Linked DNA regions of Homo sapiens: region 1 is linked to region 2. Evidence: chromatin contacts called from ENCODE Hi-C or POLR2A ChIA-PET data. All regions are on one chromosome and are shown on one strand. Each heading gives the region's core, a stretch centred on a gene start or an enhancer-like site at or near the end of the contact. The rest is flanking DNA. Distances are from core to core; before and after follow the strand shown.

Region 1 (6,060 bases), core at 2,481-4,980, 250 kb after region 2:
TGGAAGAACAAAGTGCTTCTGTAAAAATCATTATGGTGCTGTCCATAGAGGCCAGGCATGTAACAGGGTAAGGAATAAATATTGGAGCTATTTTTTTCTGTACAGTTCACTTTTACTCCTCAGAGACTCTTCAACTGCTTTATCAGAGTTGTTCAACTCCAGAGAATCTGCCCTTCCCAAAACAGATAACTGGCACACCTGCCATGTTAAATGATTCCTACACTACTACATAGTCTGTGCCCTCTTAAGCACCATTTTATTTATGGAACCCATCCTTTGCTTGTTTCTCACAAATAAACCAGTTGCATCTATCAGGTAATTATTACTGGCTTTTCTTTACATCCCATGGGAAACAGGTCTCCTTACAGCATGTGCCCGGGAACTTACAAAATGAAGCCACACAGGCTACTCTGAAGAATCACTAATTTACTTTTGTATATGCATTATTCATGTAATAATTCCTATAATGGGGTTTATACAATTGGAAAAGGTAGTGAGAAATTTATACAATTGGAAAGGTAGTAGGAAATTAAATCTTACCTGATGTTATAAATGATATTTTCATAGCTCTGAAAGCTCATCGGACCAATCTAAAGTCTTCAGTTCAAGAAGTAATTATCAAAGTCATAGTTTTAGATTTTCTCTCAGTTTATCAATGTGGTATCTGTGTCATTGCTAACACTTCAGGTGCACTTGGAGAAACACCACTGGCCAAATAGAACAATTCACCTGCAAGATGTTCACCTTGCTCTTCAAGGTAGACCCCAGTAGACCTTGTAATGTGTTTCCTTGGTCTGGATTCTAATCATTCTGCTCTCAGTTTTTGTGAATGTTGCAGTTGCCAAGTGTGGGCTCTCTGGAGTTAGAAATGTTTCTGCATAGTCACTATCTTATCACATAATCCAACTCATTTGATGAAAGGAGGAAAAAAGAGACCCTAGTCTGACTCTATAAACTGTTGTTTGTTGTTTCTGAGACAACGTATTATCTAGAGATCCTAACAGTAGTGTAGATCTGGAATGAGAGTCTTCTCTGCCTGCCCTTCTGGTCTGGCCAGAGCTTGGCCATGAAAAGAGGTTGAGGATGATGAATAGGAACAATCACCCCCACCAGGTACGTAAGAATGAGAACAATTGCTTTATAATTATAACTGCAGAATGCCATATGGCTTGCATAATACTTCTTAGCTCATAATATCATCTAGTTTGCATTGACCCTTGCCTTAAGAGAAAAATCAGTTCATCCAAATGTTCATTCTGCTTCTGATATCATATCCTAAGAACTTCTTAGGGCAATCCATAAACAATAAAAACTCATTCTTTCTTGGTTAATTAATTCGCAAATAATTTTTCAGAACTTCTTTGTAATTGTTCTTCCTTGCTGTAGTATGCCAGTAAAATTCTGGTTATATCATAGCAGGTTTCTTTATTTAAGAGGCTTTCCACATATAGACTAGAATACAGACATATAAAAACATCACATAAATACAATAATTTACCTAATTATGTTATAGTTAACACAAATATGAATGGCTTAAGAACAAAACAAATACTCAAGCAGACCCTGAGAAGATAGAGCAGCAAATGGATCTTCTCATCCTGAAGTATCAAAATGCTGTATTACTTGTTAGTTCTATAGCACTCTTCCTCCAAAGAACTCAAGAAGTTTGGACATACCTTGAAAAAGGCTTTTAAAGACATTCTAATACTTATTAGTAGTACTGAGTCACTGTCAGTATAAAAATTTAAAAGAACATCCCAGGACAAAATAATGATCCTTGCTATAGACTAACACTGGAGAAACAAACTTGGATTGAGGACAGCTCTGGTCATCTGTAAAGATGCCACACAAAGCAAATTGCTTAAACGTTCAGACCTCAATTTTCTCCTATATAAAATGGAATCATAATATCTGCCATACTTCACTGAAAATGTTACTGAAAGAGTAAAGTTAAATAATGAATATAAAAATAATTGTAAGGCTGCAAAATACGACACAAAGTCAAGCAATTGTGTCTGTGTATATATGTTTTAGGTTTTATATAGCTTTTTATTCATGGACTTATATTCTTCCCACATCTACCCACTCTGCTATCCCCATGCCCACCATCCCAATTTTTCATACCTCAAAATCAAACTATTATATCTTCCAGGAAGTTGAATCTATACATTGTGAATTGAAAATCTCATTCAATGTATTTACTTGAATTTGAACCAATGATAGGAAGTAGGGTAGAGGAACTGGGGTGCAGCTTAGCAAATCAACTTCAATAAATGCCAACACAGAGGAATCAACTTCTTCAAATGCTTTGGGTAGCTGTATGAATCCACAACAATTCATTTAGAATGTAATTTTGCATGTGATTAATCTATCATCTGGTCTGATTGCCTCTGGTACATTTTTATAATTATAAATTGAATGGAGAATAAAGATAATTCAAATAATCTTATTGGCTAAAGCACAGGGCATTAATTCAGTTTATAATAGCAATAATGACCTCAGCCCAGGACATTTCCAGGCAATTAATGACTGGCTAGAGTTAATGGCCCAAGTTTCAGCCAAGGACCATCAACTCCTCCTAGCTGGTCATCAATCCTCAGAAAATGCCCAATGTTCAGATCCATTCAGAGTTTGACTCCATCCCAACTTTATATTTTCAAATAAGTTTGTGCTTTACTCTTTTTCCTCAAATTCTATGTCACTTGTAAACTGGGTAAAAATAATTGACATTGTTTTTGAATAATAAATTAATTCATGGAACATAAGAACAACTAAATGACACATAGACATTATACATTAAATTGTATTGTAATATTGAAAACAGTACAGACCCAAAGCACAGGGCATAGATTTTTCTAACTCCAACTTTCTCAAAATCAGTCCTGCTAAGGAAAACCTGGGTTGTGAGCCCCGATTTTCATGTTCTTAGTTTATTTCTCCCAGAGAAAAAAGTCAGATTTAACCTGTAATGTACACATTTCTGCTTTCTACCTATCAAGCTATCCTGTTTGATTTTAAATTCTTTTCCAGAAGTGGGAGACATAGCAGAGGGAAGCATGACTTAATATGCAAGCCCAAGTGATACCACATGACAATGTCATCAGTCATTTCAAGCTTCTCTAGAGTATTTTACCTATTTTTTATTCCCCTATCTCACAGGAGGCAGATGAAACAGATGAGCTGGATTACCAGCATAGCGCACACAAGCTCTTTGTGAGCTGATCAAGCAGAGAGAGGGATTCGGCCAAACAGCCCCCATCTCTACAGGAGGCCACCAGGATGCTGCTCTCACCTCTCACCAGGAACCAGAGACTACAGAAAAAGCAATGCAATGTCTCATTGAGTTTGCCTCCCATCAGCTCCCCCTCCCTTTTTTTCTTTCTGATTCCTTTGTTGTTTTAATCCATCATGAGAAAGCCAGAAGTCATGAAATGACAGTATGTAAAGTGACCTTTACAATCAGGGTCACTGGCCTGGAAGACATGGACTCAGAACACCTGTGGCTGTTAATAAACAAGAAGATGCCTTCATTCAGAGATCACATTTGTCCAAAGCCTATTCTATTCATTATCTATTTTTAAAAGGCAACCCTTTTAGACATATGTATACAACATTCAAGTAGGCAATTCATTATCATTATTACTTACATTAACAACTAATGTCCAAAACAGGCCTCTTGCAGGCTGTGCAGTCATTGCCTGTAAAAGGAAACAGAATGTCCCTCAGTAGCTGAATTAATGTCTCCCAGAGGGGATTTCTCAACAGGAAATGGGAGATGTGTTGCCAAAGAATAAAGTCTGCTCATGAAAAATGATTCATGATGAGAATAGTCAAAACAATGTTAATAAATGACAAATAACAATACACTCATAAAGTAAAGAGAAACATTGCATTTCCATCTTTTCTTACTTACTGGGAAGATGAGTGTCTGTCATTAAAACCATTATTCCTGCTGTCAAAATGCAGACATGGAATGATTCAAAAACTGTCACAAAGAACTTTACATATTGATGGTTTGATGTATGATGGAGTCAGAAATAAAGAAATAAAAGTCCAGAAAATAGGATTCTCCCTATGCCTTAATCTACCTTCACCCAGAGGACAAATGCAGGTATGAGACAATAGAGATACTGAGGATTGTTAAGCAGGAGTAGCAAAACATTAAAAGATGATCTGTCAAATTTTGCTAAGGTAGATTTGATATGCTGGTATAGCATATTAATTTGCTCAATATCATACAAATCAATACTAAATTTGGAGGAAAATTAGTAAGATCTATATAATACAAATAATGTCTGAATTTAAGAAAAAAGTAATAATTTTGTTTTACTGATTTACAGAAAGCAGCTGATGATCAGTGTCAATTGTCCCAATTTAATTTCTTGAAGCAGACAAGTTGATATATATTCTATAGATAAAGATGTAACTAGATAATTGGTTTAGGACCAGATTTTCTCTGCTGGAATTCAGAAGGTTCAGGAAACTTCAGCCCTGTTTTGCAGAGCTAAGAAATGAATTCATGTCTGTCTTAACACAAATCCTATGTGCTTTCTGTCTCACTGTGGCTCACATGCTAAAATCTCCTCCTATGATTCCATACAATATGCTATTTCACCTAGAGGGATTTTACAAACCATTTAAATGCAAACAGGGAGAATTCACCATTACTCTGCTATCATGGATTGTGTGTTTACGTACCCCACTGCCAAATTCATATGTTGAAACCCTAACCCCCAACAGAATGGTATTAGGAGGTGAGCCCTTTGGGAGGTAACTAGGTCATGAGGGTGGATGGAACCCCTATGATGGAATTAGTGTTCTCATAAAAAGGCAAATAGAGTTAGCTCAATCAATTTCTACTATGTGAAACTACAATGAAAAACTGGCAGTCTACATCCTGGAAGAGGGCCCTCACCAGAACTCAGCATGCTGGCACCCTGATCTTGGACTTCCAGCCACCAGGCCTGTGAGAAATACATTTCTGCTGTTTATAAGTGACCCAGTTTATCGTACTTTGTTACAGCGTCTCGAACTAAGACACTAATTATTTAACTTGTTTAACTATAAAACAAGACATGGTACATGCCCCCAAAAACCTCTGATTTGCATCTAACTGGAGGTTAGAATTTGGAAAATCTTATTATCTAAGGAAGGCTGCAGCTTCAATCAGAGGATGAAAAAGAGGTGACATCAATATCCATAATGTAAAGCATGTCTTAAAACAGCCCCCAAAGAACACTTAAATGTTGATAATGAAGATCAAGAGCTGCAAGTAGCATACAGTTGTATAACTGTTATTCAAACTAGGCATGTAAGAAAAAACATGTGATTAAACATTATTCCCAGTTGAGTCTAGGGGAAAAAGAACACACTAAAGGTATATATATACCTTTCTGGTTACCAAGTGGATGGTCTCTCTCCTCTTACCTCCTTGGATTAAAGGGTCTCTAAGATGTATTTAGCTTGTGAACCCCTATATTTAATTTCCATTTGGATTACACAGTGAACATTAATTACAGGTATACCTCCATTGTTTTCTACTTCACTTTATTGTGCTTCACAGACACTGTGGCAACCCTGAAGTGAGCAAGTCTATCAGCCCCATGTTTCCAATGTCATGTACACACTTGTGTCAAATTTTGGTAATTCTTGCAATATTTTAAACTTTTAAAATTAATATTATATCTATTATGGTGACCTGTGGTAAGTGATCTTTGATGTTACTATTACAATTGTTTTTGGGTATCAGGAACCCCACCCATATAAGATGGCAAAAACAGTAGGTAAATGTTGTGTGTGTGTTGACAGCTCCGCTAACTGGCTGTTACCACCTCTCTTCTTCTTGCACCTTCCTATTCCCTGAGACACAATATTGAAATGAGACAAATTAAAAACTCTACAATGGTGTATATACTCAAGTAAAAGGAAGAGTGACTCATCTCTCACTTTAAATCAAAAGTTAGAAATAATTAAGCTTAATGAGGAAGGCATATTGAAAGCCAAGATAGGCCAAAAGCTAGATTTTTTTTCACCAAACGGTTTGCCAAGTTGTGAATATAA
Region 2 (5,932 bases), core at 549-3,048:
CCTGTTATAAAAAGGAAAATTCACCAATGGGGCAATGTGGTGGAGGAAGGAGGTTGTCTTTCACAGCTGGAAGAATTTTTTGTTTTTTCTGACTCTTTTCAGTATTTTTCTGTCTCCCTAGTGACATTGGCCAAGTCACTCATGCCCTTGCAAGCTTTTTCCCCCTATATTTGTTCTGCCTATTCCCAGGCTTGTTTTGAGAACTAAACAAGATAATAGGTGCGTACAGATTCTGAAAACTAAAAGACACTCAAAAAACTCTTATATTTGGTGTTCATATTTATATTTCAGAAGCATAGCTCTGATCATATCATTTTTCCGCTTTCAGACCTTAAGGATTCCTATTACCTGCAAAATACATGTAATGTTTGAACCTCATATCTGGTAGCCTGCTTCCTCTGGTCCCCTTATTTCCGATTGCTTCCTTTTATTCATCTGCTGTTCCACTCACTCCAAGCTATTGAGTGATCCTTCTACTTATCCTGAGATTTCCTACCTCAGTGCCTTTGTTCATGCTGTTTTCTTCCTCAAAAGCAGCACTATTCAGTAGAATTTTCTGTAATGATAAAACTGATATGCACTCTCCAATATAGTAGCCACTAGCCACACATGGCTATCAAGTACTTGAGTATTGGCTAGTGTGACTGAAGAGGTGAATTTTTCATTCCATTTTAACCAATTTAAATTTAAATGTCCACATGGATAGTGGCTACCATGTTGCACACCACCACAGGCCTAGAATATTGTTCTTCGCTATCATTTTATGTTCAAATAATACCCATTTATCATTATCCAGTACATAGGTCAGGTTATCCTAAAAGCCTCCATTTGTGCCCTTCCTTGGACATCTTTCTCATCATCTTCTCTTTAACTCTATCTTGGCATTGGTTTTGTAAGTTGCATTTTGGATTTGCTTATATCTCATCTTCCCTATTAGGTGATAGATTCCTTCTGGTGGAATTTGATCTAGTTTAGCATTCCTACAACGTTGACACACACAAAACATTTGGGGAGAGACAGACTATCATTGCCTGTCCCAAGTGACAGTCACTCCATCACTCATTTACTCAATCAGCCCTGCCACTTGTCTCCACTGGGTGCTGTCAGGCCCATGTGAAATCAGAGAGTTCAGACAATTAACCAAGGAGTTGCTGGGACACCGGATCTTCAGCCCACTGACACATCCTTTTGTTTTCCTAATGGTAGGTTGTTTGTACTTAAAATGAGCCTACACTCTGTGAGCTCCTTGTAACAAATATTTCTGAAGACTAGTCCCCTGTTTTCTAGGCACAGGGGATGGAGAGAAACAGAAAACCACTCGGCTTTGGAAGAGCTCCCAGCATCTCAAAGAGAGGGAGAAGAGAGGCAACTCGGAACCTCACCTGCAAAACAAGGGTGGGTGGTATAACCCGCCCTGTCCCTCTGCCTCCCTAAACAAGAAAATCTCTTCCGGTCCTTTGAGGCGAGCCACTCTCTCCAGGAGCTTCGGTCTGGAGCCACATCAACCTAGGAGGAAGGGAAGATGACAAGCCCAGCGTGTAAATGTCCTTTCTTCCTAGCAACAACATTTGAAAGCATAGACCTTAGTCAGATGGGACACATTTGGCAAATGTTCAGGCGTGCAGCATTTCAATTGATGAAATTTCTTTGTGGAACCCTGTTCCCAAGGGCAGGGAAAATTGGAGAGTGAACAATTAGATGCTGGCGCGGCCCGGAGAGGCTCGCGGATGCCTGGCCGCGCGCCTCCGCGGGACGTCAGCGCCCGCGGCACGATCTGCTGCTGTCACTATCAGTATCCGGCAGGAGCCCGCCCGCCCCGGCCCGGCCCCAGGCCGTGGAGGAGGGGGGAGGGTGCGGCGCAGGAAGCTGAAGATAAGTCTCCAAATCGGGCTAAGCTGGGAGTGGGGACAGCGAGGGGGAGGGCCGGGAAGCAATGAAGTCAGAGGCACAGCAGCGACTGCAGCTGAATCAATTTGGAGATAAAAATAGTGCCTTGCCGCCCCTGCCTCTGCAGTGATTTCATAAAGGTCTCAGCTGCGTTGGAGAGAAAGCCAGCATGTGTGTCCCTACCCCCTTTTCCAAACTGGTGAGATGAGCAAAACAGCAGCGACAAGGAGAGCCCAAATGCTCTTCTTCATCTTCTCCCTCTGTCTCTTTGTTTTCCTATCTCCCACTCTCTCTCCCAAAGACCCCAGAAGCGCCCCTTGCTTCACCTGTTCCTCTTAATGGGATAATTAAAGATTAGGACAAAGAGATGAGACCTTCACAAGCTGAAAGAGATAGAGATTCTAGACAGTCATAATGAATCCAGATGGCACTTTCCCCTGACTTTCAACCCCTGAGACGTCAACTAGATGACTGACCACTCCAAAGCCTGAAGGTTAAACACCCTGCAAGAATGGGTCCCAATAAGTCAGACCAACCTCCTATTTCCATATGGGAACATCTCTTCCTGAACCTTAAGAGAAAACAAAACCTGGGATGGCCAATTAGTGTGACTGTCCCAGGAGACACAGATTTAGGGCTCAGTTTCTGTGACGGATGCGAGAAACCTCGAATTGGATCTGAAAAGGACATGAAGTGAATAGAGCTTTGGCACTTCACAGAGTGATTATCCCTGCAGTGCAAGGAGGTAACCTTTCTGCTGCTACATCCTGACATTTGCATGGAGGCAAATGCATCACTGGTAATTGCACCTGAGTGTCAAAGCCACTTGATGTGTGTGTTCCGACCAAGGTATGAATGAGAACTTTAGCGCTAGGGAATGGGAGGCAAAGAAAAAGTGCAGACAAATTATGGGAGAAGAGATAATGGAATTGGCCATTAAAAATTAACAGCTTGGATTGATGTTTCTTTCACACTCCTGCAAAAGGAATAGGTTCAGATTAAATAATACACTGCTTGTGAAAGTGCCTAAACTAGTGTCTCTCTCTAAAAAATGCTACTTAGTAAATACTGTCCTAGATGCTTTCAAAATGAATATGCTTATACTCGCTCAAGAGGAAACATAAAACTAGGACTATTTCATTGAAGCCAAGAAAATCAGTTTTGTAGTGTATAGGCAAAATGTTCAAAATAGAACCCATACATCTTCTGACTTTAGCCATAGACCTTCAATTCAGTAGGTATTAAATACAGGACGTGGAAGCATAATAAAAACATATGACCCAAAGGTCTCTTAAACTGTGGGGCCCAAAGTGAACATCTTGTTGTTGGTTTCACATACAACTCTGAAATAATTTCGTTCTCTCAAAGGAAGAAATAGTTCCTGTTAGAGAATGAAAATAATGTTGCCAAACTCTCCAATTTGGCAAATATAGCAAACTATTATCAGCCACATTAGGGATCTGGCTTTCTCATGGGGACCTATTGTTTACAGAAATATCTCAGCTGAGAAATAAGCAAACATTCCCCCTGAACTACTGTGATACAATTCATATGGCCTTTCAAGGATATTTACAACCACTGAGAGGAAATCCATGGAAAATTTAGAATCACTACAAAGGTCCCTTTTGGTGCTTCTGAAAATTTTGATGCCTTTTTGAATATCCTGATGACTATTTTCCCACTGATGAACAAAGACATCTGAAGCAAAGCCAGTTTATGCTGTGCTGGGTTCCTACTACAAATTAGTGAAAACAGAGCATGCTTAGGATGAACGGTGTGTACTTGATAAAAATACATTACGATTTTAAATACAACTGAACTGTGTTTATTTTCTTATAAAAGCATATTTTTAAATCTGAAATACTTTTTGTAATTCAATCAAACAATCTTAATCTTGTGAGTATTTGAAACACCACTGACAATTTTACAGACCATCTTAGGAACACACTGGGATTTCCTGCTTCTGGTTGGATTAGGAGAGGGCCAAAGCTACTTGACTTGCAAAGTGCTGGTCTGTGTCTAACTATGGTAGAGAAGGCTGTGATGTGTCAAAGGATTCAATAAGAGTAGCAAAGTTGTGTTGGTCCTTGTTAAAATTTAGTCCAGTTCTAAGCTTGGGAAATAAAATGCAAGATTTTTTTTTTTTAATAGTTCCTATCATTAGCCAGGACCTTCACCATACTGGCTATGTAATGATAAAAATGCCCAGTTTACCTGGCAGAGGTTAGGAGTGAAAAGAGCTACAGACAACAGTGAAGGACAGAAGTACACCAGACATCTGTTTCCAGCACTATGGCAGGAGGGGATAAAGTGGACTGCCCTACCTCCTGTAATCTCTAACATGTAGATATGTTGTATAATATTCTATCTATCTATCTATCTATCTATCTATCTATCTATCTATCTATCTATCTATGAAAGGAATAATGGGAATCTTCAGATGCAAAGAGGAAACTCAAAGCTTGAGAAGTCTGCATACGAGCCTACACTGGGGCAGCTTTGGGGTGATGTAAGTTTCAGTCACAAGCCCAATGCCGAGGCCTGAAATTTCATTGCCCATGCAGGGTCAAAGGCATGACAAGGAACTTGTGCAAGGAAAGGGGGTAGAAATGATGTTCTTGCATAAGGCCAGGACTTAGGAAGGGTTGCCTACTCCATGAAAGGAGGATTAGAGAAATCCTTCCCTCTGGACCAAGGAAGACATGTGGAGTGTGTGAGATGTTGAAACAACACTGCTCATTACAAGTGTCCAAAGCCAGCCTGTACATTACTCACAACCTATGTGGGGTGTAATATGGTTTGGCTCTGTGTCTCCATCCAAATCTCATCTTGAATTATACTCCCATAATTTCCACATGTTGTGGGAGGGACCTGATAGGAGATAATTTGAATCATGGGGGCGGTTTTCCCCATACTGTCCTAGTGGTAGTGAATACGTCTCACGAGATCTGATGGTTTTATCAGGGGTTTTTGCTTTTTCATTTTCCTCATTTTGTCTTGCTGCCACCATGTTAAGAAGTGCCTTTTGCCTCCCACCATGATTCTGAGGCCTCCCCAGCCATGGGGAACTATAAGTACAATTAAACCTCTTTTTCTTCCCAGTCTCAGATATGTCTTTATCAGCAGCGTGCAAATGGACTAATACAAGGTGGGACTCCAGATTTGTGAAATTAACACACAAAAAAGACCTTTGGTTGATAATTCCCCTAATGGAGTATAAAAGAAAACATAAATCTGTAGGGATGCTATGGCAAATATTTTTCTGTGGGACTTTCTTGGAAAATGCAACTGTGTGAAATAAGAATAGACCATGGCATCAAGTCAGAAAACACATAAAACAAACTAAGAGTGCTAGAGAAAATAGAAAAATCTGAAAATCATGAACCTAACTATATTTTTAAAATTTTTAAGAAGAAAAAACGTAGAACATGTGTAATGAACAGATCACCATGAAAAATAAATAGAATATTTTAAAGAGATTTTCTATTAATGAAAAATGATATTGAAATGACACAGCTGAAATGAAAAATTTGTGAATTGGAAAATAGACCTGAACAATTAACTAGAATTTAGTACATAAAGAAATGTGACAAATGATATGTCAGAAAGCCTGCAGGATGGAATAAGAATAACCAAAAGTGGAATTCTAAAAGGAGAACAGAGAGAAAATGTGGTAAAAGAGTATGCTCAGCTCGCATAATGGCAAGAAATTTCTTAGAATTAGTGAAAGATATGAATCAACATATTGATAAAGCCCTCTTAATTCTGAGAAAGATAAATTAAACCAAGTCTATATCTAGACTCAGTAAATCTTCAAATAACAAAAAGTGATAAAAAAATCTTATAAACAACTCCTATACCCCCACCTTCCATCCAAAATTATATACTACTAAACATTTGTCAGACAATATAAGAAAAGAACATTGTAGACCAATCCCGTTTATGATCATAGATAAAAAAAATAGCACATCAAATATACTAAACCATGTTCTTAATGAGTGAAAAATAGTTTAATTTCAATATGTCGATATACTCATATGAGACA

The links. A loop is a pair of places that touch in the nucleus more often than their neighbours do. ChIA-PET counts read pairs that join two places held with the same protein, here RNA polymerase II (POLR2A). Pooled maps may share reads with other maps.
Region 1: a map of adrenal gland shows a loop between it and region 2 (2.5-fold over the local background). The contact joins two enhancer-like sites. A Hi-C loop is called at or near these places in 1 of 168 maps with a recorded cell type or tissue (adrenal gland) and 1 of 50 pooled maps. POLR2A ChIA-PET finds 5 or more read pairs at or near these places in 1 of 52 experiments (MCF 10A).

Annotation. Positions count from the first base shown.
Region 1 is chr13:74,822,086-74,828,145 of GRCh38, forward strand. No RefSeq gene overlaps it. Among named protein-coding and RNA genes, the nearest start is that of LINC00347, 270 kb to the left of the region's middle. Within about 2 kb of position 3,731, at least 2 of the 41 ENCODE cell types and tissues checked have a DNase peak (open chromatin) inside an H3K27ac peak, as active enhancers do.
Region 2 is chr13:74,574,078-74,580,009 of GRCh38, forward strand. No RefSeq gene overlaps it. Among named protein-coding and RNA genes, the nearest start is that of LINC00347, 24 kb to the left of the region's middle. RefSeq lists an enhancer at 882-1,395. Within about 2 kb of position 1,799, at least 4 of the 41 ENCODE cell types and tissues checked have a DNase peak (open chromatin) inside an H3K27ac peak, as active enhancers do.